2 separate regions of the Homo sapiens genome follow, and region 2 is linked to region 1. A link is an interaction called in ENCODE POLR2A ChIA-PET data of the cell type or tissue named here. Cell type or tissue: IMR-90. All regions are shown on one strand.

Evidence for each region. ChIA-PET counts read pairs that join two places held together with the same protein. Peaks named below come from ENCODE experiments on the same cell type or tissue, not always from the same donor. Only the 100,000 strongest peaks of a DNase experiment are listed, where the experiment ranks them.
Region 2: POLR2A ChIA-PET joins it to region 1 with 6 read pairs; 2 of 35 experiments call an interaction of 5 or more read pairs at or near these places.

What each region holds. Positions count from the first base shown.
Region 1 is chr3:136,678,920-136,682,919 of GRCh38, forward strand. All of the region lies in intron 1 of STAG1 (STAG1 cohesin complex component), which reads right to left. Among named protein-coding and RNA genes, the nearest start is that of STAG1, 71 kb to the right of the region's middle. In IMR-90, no CTCF peak of the experiment used is centred here; no DNase peak of the experiment used is centred here.
Region 2 is chr3:136,395,459-136,399,458 of GRCh38, forward strand. STAG1 (STAG1 cohesin complex component) reads right to left here. Exons shown (of 34, transcript NM_005862.3): 22 at 3,291-3,371. Among named protein-coding and RNA genes, the nearest start is that of PCCB, 150 kb to the left of the region's middle. In IMR-90, no CTCF peak of the experiment used is centred here; a DNase peak (open chromatin) is centred at 1,713; H3K27ac peaks cover 1,507 bases.

The sequences.
Region 1 (4,000 bases):
GCTGTAGTACTAGCTACCTGGCAGTGGGGAGAGCAGGGCAAATTTTATTTCAACAAAGAATATCAAAAATACTTCACAAAAAAAAAAAAAAACAAATGTCTACAAACATAAAAAAGATGTTCAAACTTATGCCTGCCCAAGAAATTCAAAGTAACAGAAACTAGGAGACATAATGTTACACCTATTGGGCTGGCAAACTTAAAAAGTTACAGCCCTACTGCTGGCAAGGATGTAGGAGAAAGAATTCTCCAACATTGCTGGTGGCAAATTTTTGTGGAAAGCAATTTGGCAACATCAAGTGAAACAAAAAATATAGAAATCCTTTAACCCAGCAATTTTACTCCTGGAAATCTATCCCACAGAAATAAAAGCAGCATGGGCCAGGCACGGTGGCTCATGCCTGTAATCCCACCACTTTGGGAGGCCGAGGCGGATGGGTTCCTTGAGGTCAGGAGTTCGAGACCAGCCTGTCCAACATGGTGAAACCACATCTCTACAAAAAAAAATACAAAAATTAGCCCAGCATGGGCCGGGTGCGGTGGCTCACGCCTGTAATCCCAGCACTTTGGGAGGCCCAGGCGGGCGGATCATGAGGTCAGGAGATCGAGACCATCCTGGATAACACAGTGAAACCCCGTCTGTACTAAAAAGACAAAAAAATTAGCCGGGCGCGGTGGTGGGCGCCTGTAGTCCCAGCTACTCGGGAGGCTGATGCAGGAGAATGGCATGAACCCACAAGGCGGAGCTTGCAGTGAGCCGAGATAGTGCCACTGCAGTCTGGCCTGGGCGAAAGAGCAAGACTCCGTCTTAAAAAAAAAAAAAAAAAAAAAAAATCAGCCGGGCATGGTGGTGCACGCCTGTAATTCCAGCTACTCAGGTGGCTGAGGCATGAGAATTGCTAGATCCTGGGAGGCGGAGGTTGCAGTGACCCGAGATTGCACCACTGCACTCCAGCCTGAGCGACAGAGTGAGACTCTGTCTCAGAAATAAATAAAAGCATCATGAAGTCAGGACATATATTCAAAGATACAACATTATTTAAAATGAGAAAGAACTAGAAATAAAATATATTCCCATAAATGTGGGAATGGCTAAATAAATTTTATACAACACAACATGAAGCATTCATTATACAGCCATGAAAATAATAAACTACAGTCTGGCCAACATGGCGAAACCTGTCTCTACTAAAAATACAAAAATTAGCCGTGCACGCCTGTAATCCCAGCTACTCAGGAGTCTGAGGCATGAGAATCACTTGAACCCAGGAGGCAGAGGTTGCAGTGAGCCAAGATCGTGCCACTGCACTCCAACCTGGGCATCAGAGCGAGACCCTGTCTCAAATAAAAAAAGAAAATAATAAACTAGAGCTATACCTTAGGTGGGGGAATTCCCTCCAAGCTGTTATTAGTGAAAAAGCAAGTTACAGAAAAGTGTGCAAAACAATCCCTTTTTTAAAAATCTTCACATAAAGGCCTATATAAGTAAAAATACACATAACTAAAAGATTGTATGAGTAGAGAGAAAAAGAGTAACATTTTTAGTAATACAGTAAAATGGAGTAATACGTAATACTATTTACAAGAATTTTTGGGAGGCACAGGGGCAGGGATTAGGGAAGGGATACAACGGGAAGGAAAGTTGAAAACCAAGTCAAAAACAATGGCATGAGTGATAAATCCTCATTTATTATTTCATGTAAAATTATAAATAAAATATTTTTAATTTTAAGCAGATACATCAAGATATAAATTTTGTCCAAGATAAGGATGAAAGATTTACACTTACACATAACAAGATAAAGAAACCTAAAGTAACCATTGAATAACACAAAAAAATTATAACTAGTGGTAAATATATATATAAAGAAATATATATATTACATATACCTATATACGTATAAAAGTATACATTTATATATACAGTCATTCCTCAATATCCATGGGGGATTGGTTCCAGGACCCCACCCCCACCCCACCCTTGTGAATACTAAAATCCACAGATGCTCAAGTGCCTTATATAAAATGATGTAGTATTTGCATATATCCTACAAACATCTGTCCATATATTTTAAAATCATTCTTGCAACCTTTTAAAATTTCTTATGATACCTAATAAAACATAAATGCTATATTAATAATTGTTGTATTGTTTAGGAAATAAGAAAAAGTCTATACACATGCAGTACAGACAGAACCATTCTTTTTTCCCCAAAATATTTTCTACCCACAGTTGGCTGAATCCACAGATATAGAACCCATGTACGAAGTTATGTATATGATATGCAGGGCTGACTGTACACATAAAGTATCAAAATTCACTGAGGAGAATATAATCAATCTGTGAATTACATTTCAGAAAGCTACAAAAAGCAATTTACCTATGCCCTAATTGAAGAATATGAATCTTTATATTAGAATTGAAAACTGTATTAATCACAAATATTTAATTGAACGATTTAAATGAACAGCTTTGATATGTGAAATTAAGCCTTCCTTATATGATCAATCTGCCTGTAGCCTTGGGGGAAAAATACACTCCCTTAACTCAGGCACAATCCAAACAAGGTAGTATACAAGGCATGAGGTTATAAATAAGAGCTGAAATACCAGGCTATATAAAGTATCTATAAAATGAACACAGCCACTGCCATTTACAGCAAAAATTGGCATTACATTTTTTTAAAAAAGATAACTTCATTTTTCAAATGTTTCAAGATTAAACAAAACACTAGCAAACTGAACTCAACCTCATATTAAAAAGACTATAAACCATAACCAAATGACATTCATTAATAAAATGAAAGGATGATCCAACGTATGAAAATCAATACACTACATTAACAGAAAGGGAGGGAGTCACATGATCATCTCAATGCAGGAAAAAAAATGACAAAATTCAAAAGCCTTGCATGATAAAAACAATCAGCAAATTAGTAATAAAGGAAATTTTTTCAATATAACAAAGGTGGCATATGAAATACGCACAGCTAATATCATACTCAATGTTTAAAGATAAAAATCTTTTCCTCTATGACCTGAAAGAGGGCAAGGATGGCCACAGTCACCCTTTCTATTCAACATGGTGCTGGAAGTCCTAGCCAGAACAACTAGGCAGGAAAATGAAATAAAAAACATCCAAATTTTAAAAAAAAGAAATAAAACTATCTCTATTTGCAGAAGACATGATCTTACATGTGAAAATATAAGAAATCTACAGATTTCTCTAAAATATATATACCGAAAACTCATGCCTGTAATACCAGCACTTTGGGAGGCTGAGGTGGGTGGATCACCTAAGTTCAAGATCAGCCTGGGAAACATGGTGAAACCCTGTCTCTACTAAAAATACAAAAATTAGCCAGGCGTGGTGGTGGGTGTCTGTAATCCCAGCTACTCCGAAGGCTGAAACAGGAGGTTCACTTGAACCCGGAAGGCAGAGGTTGCAGTGAGCCAAGATCATGCCACTACATTCCAGCCTGGGCAACAGAGTGGGACTCTGTTTCACAAAATTAAAAAAAAAATAAAATATATATATATATATACACATATGGACAGAGAGGTGAGAAAGAGAACTAAATATGTCACACGAAAAAAACACTTTTTATAACCAATAAATTCAGTGAAGTTGCAGGATACAAAAATTACCAAAAATTTACATTTTGATACACTTTTAAACAATTTGAAAATGAAATTAAGAAAAGAATTCCATTTACAATACCATGAAAAGAAATAAAATACCTCGGAATAAACTTACTGAAAAAGGCAAAAGACTTAAACACTGAAAACTATAAATGTTGCCAAAAGACATTAAAGAAGGCACCAATGATCCAGCAATTCCACTGCTGAATATATACCCAAAAGATTTAAAAGAAGGCTCTCCAAGAGATATTTATACACCCATGTTCACAGTAGCATCATTCACAATAGCCAAAAGGCAGAAGCAACCCAAGTGTCTACTAACGGATAAATGGATAAAAATGCAGTATATACATAACATG
Region 2 (4,000 bases), 280 kb before region 1:
CTAAAAATACAAAAAACCCGGGCATGGTGGCATGCGCCTGTAATCCCAGCTACCCTGGAGGCTGAGGCAGGAGAATCACTTGAACCCGGGAGGTAGAGGTTGCAGTGAGTCAAGATTGCACCACTGCACTCCTCCAGCCTAGGTGACAGAGTGAGACTCCATCTCAATTAAAAAAAAGACAAAATTTAAATTATTAATAGATTTACAAGGAGGAATTAACTATCAATTATGCTGAATTTTTACGGAATAACATATTCTAAATTTGCTAAATGCAATAATCAATATTTAGCCAAAATGCAAGTAACTCAACAAAAATGACGTCTGTGGGAAAAACTATCTAAAACTCAATCAGAAGGGTGAGAATAAAAGCAATTGTGTAAAATCATTAAACCCTTCCTATCAAATTTTAATATATAAATTCAATCTCCTTTGACTTTACTATATTAAATAACATTTCAAAAAAAGACAAGAGGCTCGCTCTGTCACCCAGGCTGGAATGCAGTGGCAAGATCTTGGCTCACTGCAACCTCTAGCTCCCAGGTTCAAGCGATTCTCGTACTTCAGCCTCCAAGTAACTGGAATTACAGATGTGCGCCATGATGCCCAGCTAACTTTGTATTTTTAGTAGAGACAGGGTTTCATCACGTTAGCCAGGCTGTTCTGGAATTCCTGACCTCAGGTGATCCGCCCACCTTGGTCTCCCAAAGTGCTACGATTACAGGCGTGAGCCGCCAGGCCCAGTGTAACACAGTTTTTTTTTTTTTTTTTTTTTTTTGAGACAGAGTCTCGCTCTGTCGCCCAGGCGGGGGTGCAGCCACGCGATCTCTCCGCTCACTTCAAGCTCCACTTCCTGGGCTCCGGCCATTCTCCTGCCTCAGCCTCCTGAGTAGCTGGGACTACAGGCGCCTGCCACCACGCCCGGCTAATTTTTTTGTATTTTTAGTATTGACAGGGTTTCACTACTGTGTTAGCCAGGATGGTCTCGATCTCCTGACCTTGTGATCCGCCCACCTCGGCCTCCCAAAGTGTTGGGATTACAGGCGTGAGCCACCGCGCCTGGCCTTTTTTTTTTTTTTTTTTTTTTTTTTGGAGACAGTCTCGCTCTATCGCCCAGGCTGGAGTGCAGTGGCATGATCTTGGCTCACTGCAACCTCCGCCTCCCGAGTTCAAGCGATTCTTCTGCCTCAGCCTCCCAAGCAGCTGGGACTACAGGCGCCTGCCACCACACCCAGCTAATTTTTGTATTTTTAGTAGAGACAGGGTTTCACCATATTGGCCAGGCTGGTCTCGAACTCTTGACCTTGTGATCTGCCCGCCTCGGCCTCCCAAAGTGCTGGGATTACAGGCGCGAGCCACCGCACCAGGCTGTAACACAGTTTTAAAGTGGCTTTCATTACTAATAAAAGGTTAACTGTTATTTTTGTTTTTCAAGACTGAAATTATTAATAAAAGAGAAAAACCAAGAGGCTAACCAATATATTACCATTCTTCTAATGAAAAAGAATTTAAAAATCCTACTACTTTCTAAATGCAGAGATCCTCAAATTGTTACTCAGAAAGGAAAAAAAATTCTTACTCTGAAAAAATAACACTCCATATCAAGCTGTTTGTTCTATATGCAAATGCATTACTCATCTTTACTGGTTAAACAGCTTGTTTTGTTAAGAGGAGATACACAAACATACTAATATCTTTATTTGGTTCTTTATCAAATGTTTACTTCTTAGTCATGTTCAGGCCTCTCATTACATGAAATAACTGAAACATTTATATTTGTGTCAGATAATTCCAATGTGAAGTATTTTTTGTCTGATTCTCTTCATGGTTGTTTTCATGAGTGATATTTTTGCTGTGAGCTCATTTTGCTTAAGGTTTTACTTGTGGAAAATTCTTTAAGGCAAGTTCCTTCAGAAGATATTTAGATTTGATTCTGTTAGGTGGTTGGGGATTACCACCATTATAGAACACTTAATCAAAATCTCAACTTTTTTTCTTTCTTTTTTTTTTACCATCAAAATAGTATGAATTCAGGTGAAAACCTATGCAAAAGCTAAGTCATAAACTTTCATGGGAGATTTATTTTTCCCCATTTTAATCAATGACAAATTTTAAGACAGACTCTTTTCCTTATAATCCCCCAGCCCCTGAAGGAAACTGGAGTGCGTTTATTTCTAGTTCACCCCTGTGGTAAGAGCAGGTCATTAGGATCCCAAAATTATCTGGGAGATGTGGCCACCTATGAGACATTCTATCCTGGATGGACCTTGAGAAACATCCTCAAGGTAAAGCAGGCTTCAGTGCTCTTTTTGGCTTTCTTGATCTTACTTTTTTTCATTTAATCCCTAGCCCACATTTTTCTTTGTTTTGCATGGTCATGGATACATTAAAATTCAAAAAAAAAAAATTTACCCAACATTTTAAGTTGTTTTTAACTTCAAGAGGGTTGTTCACTTTGTGTCTCTAGGTATCATACTACTATCTTTCAATGATGTTATTCTTTTTTTTGAGATGGAGTTTTGCTCTTGTTGCCCAGGCTGGAGTACAATGGCGCGATCTTGGCTCACTGCAACCTCTGCCTCCTGGGTTCAAGCGATTCTCCTGCCTCAGCCTCCTCAGTAGCTGGGATTACAGGCACCCAACACCACACCCGGCTAATTTTTGTATTTTTTTTTTTTTCAGACAAGAGTCTCACTCTGTCGCTCAGGCTGGAGAGCAGTGGCGTGATCTGAGCTCACTGCAACCTCTACCTCCCGGGTTCAAGTGATTCTCCTGCTTCAGCCTCCCAAGTAGCTGGGACTACAGGTGTGCATCACCATGCCCAGCTAATTTTTGTATTCTTAGTAGAGATGGAGTTTCACCATATTGGCCAGGCTGGTCTTGAACTCCTGACCTCAAGTGATCTGCCTACCTCGGCCTCCCAAAGTGCTGGGATTATAGGCGTAAGCCACCGTGCACGGCCTCAATGTTATTCTTTTTAATAGCATGTTACCTATCAGAGCTCTTGTGTCTACTACAGTGATTTTATATAAGAAGTTTTAATCCGTGTGTGTGTGTACATATATATACACACACATAACTATGTGTCTTTTGCTTGAAGATTTTGGCTCTTCCCAAAGAGGTAAATGTATACTTACTCATAAGATAAACCAAGAACTGGTAATAGTCATATATTTTATTAAATATTACAATAATTTATATTATACAATAACTGATAATAGTAAATTATTAAATAGTTAAGCAAGGTTATTATTTCAGTAATAACCCTTCTGCCTACAGAAACTCTTACTTACTTTGGAAGGAGAGCCATCAGTAATTTTCACCAACTGCCAAAGAATCGAATAATGGGAACACTGCAGTGCTTGCACGACTATCTGTATCAAATGAAAAAAAATTTTTTTAATGAAAAATTCAAAAAAATGAGATCATCTGTTTGCACCGTGCTAAGATAATATTTATCACAGTTGTTATTTTATAGTATAGCTTCAAGTCCAAATTTTTGTATAATTAATGAGAATGTATAAAATACTTGGTTAAAAAGGACAAACCAATGTATCAATCTGGAGAATAAAGACACAACATATGGGAATAAATACAGATTGAAATAGCACTATGTTTAAACAAAAATGTAGTGTCATGAATATTTTACTTAGTCAAATTTTTAAAAGGAGACTGATGAAATTATTTTTATCCAAATTTTATAGTTGAAATAACTGAATCTAAAATATTTACCCACATTTTATAAGAAAATTTCTACTTCTTTTAAAGTATTTTAATGTGAAAACAGTCATATCAAATATACATTTATGAGTATAAAGCTTAATGAATATAAAGCAAAAATACCTGTGTAACCACCACCCACATCAAGAAATAAAACATTGCCAGCACCTCCTCCCAATATAATTATCTTTCTTCTCCCAAGGGCAACAGTTATTATGGATTATTTGGGAATTGGTATATTTTAATTACCTAAGTCTGCATTCCTAGTTTTTTACGCATATCG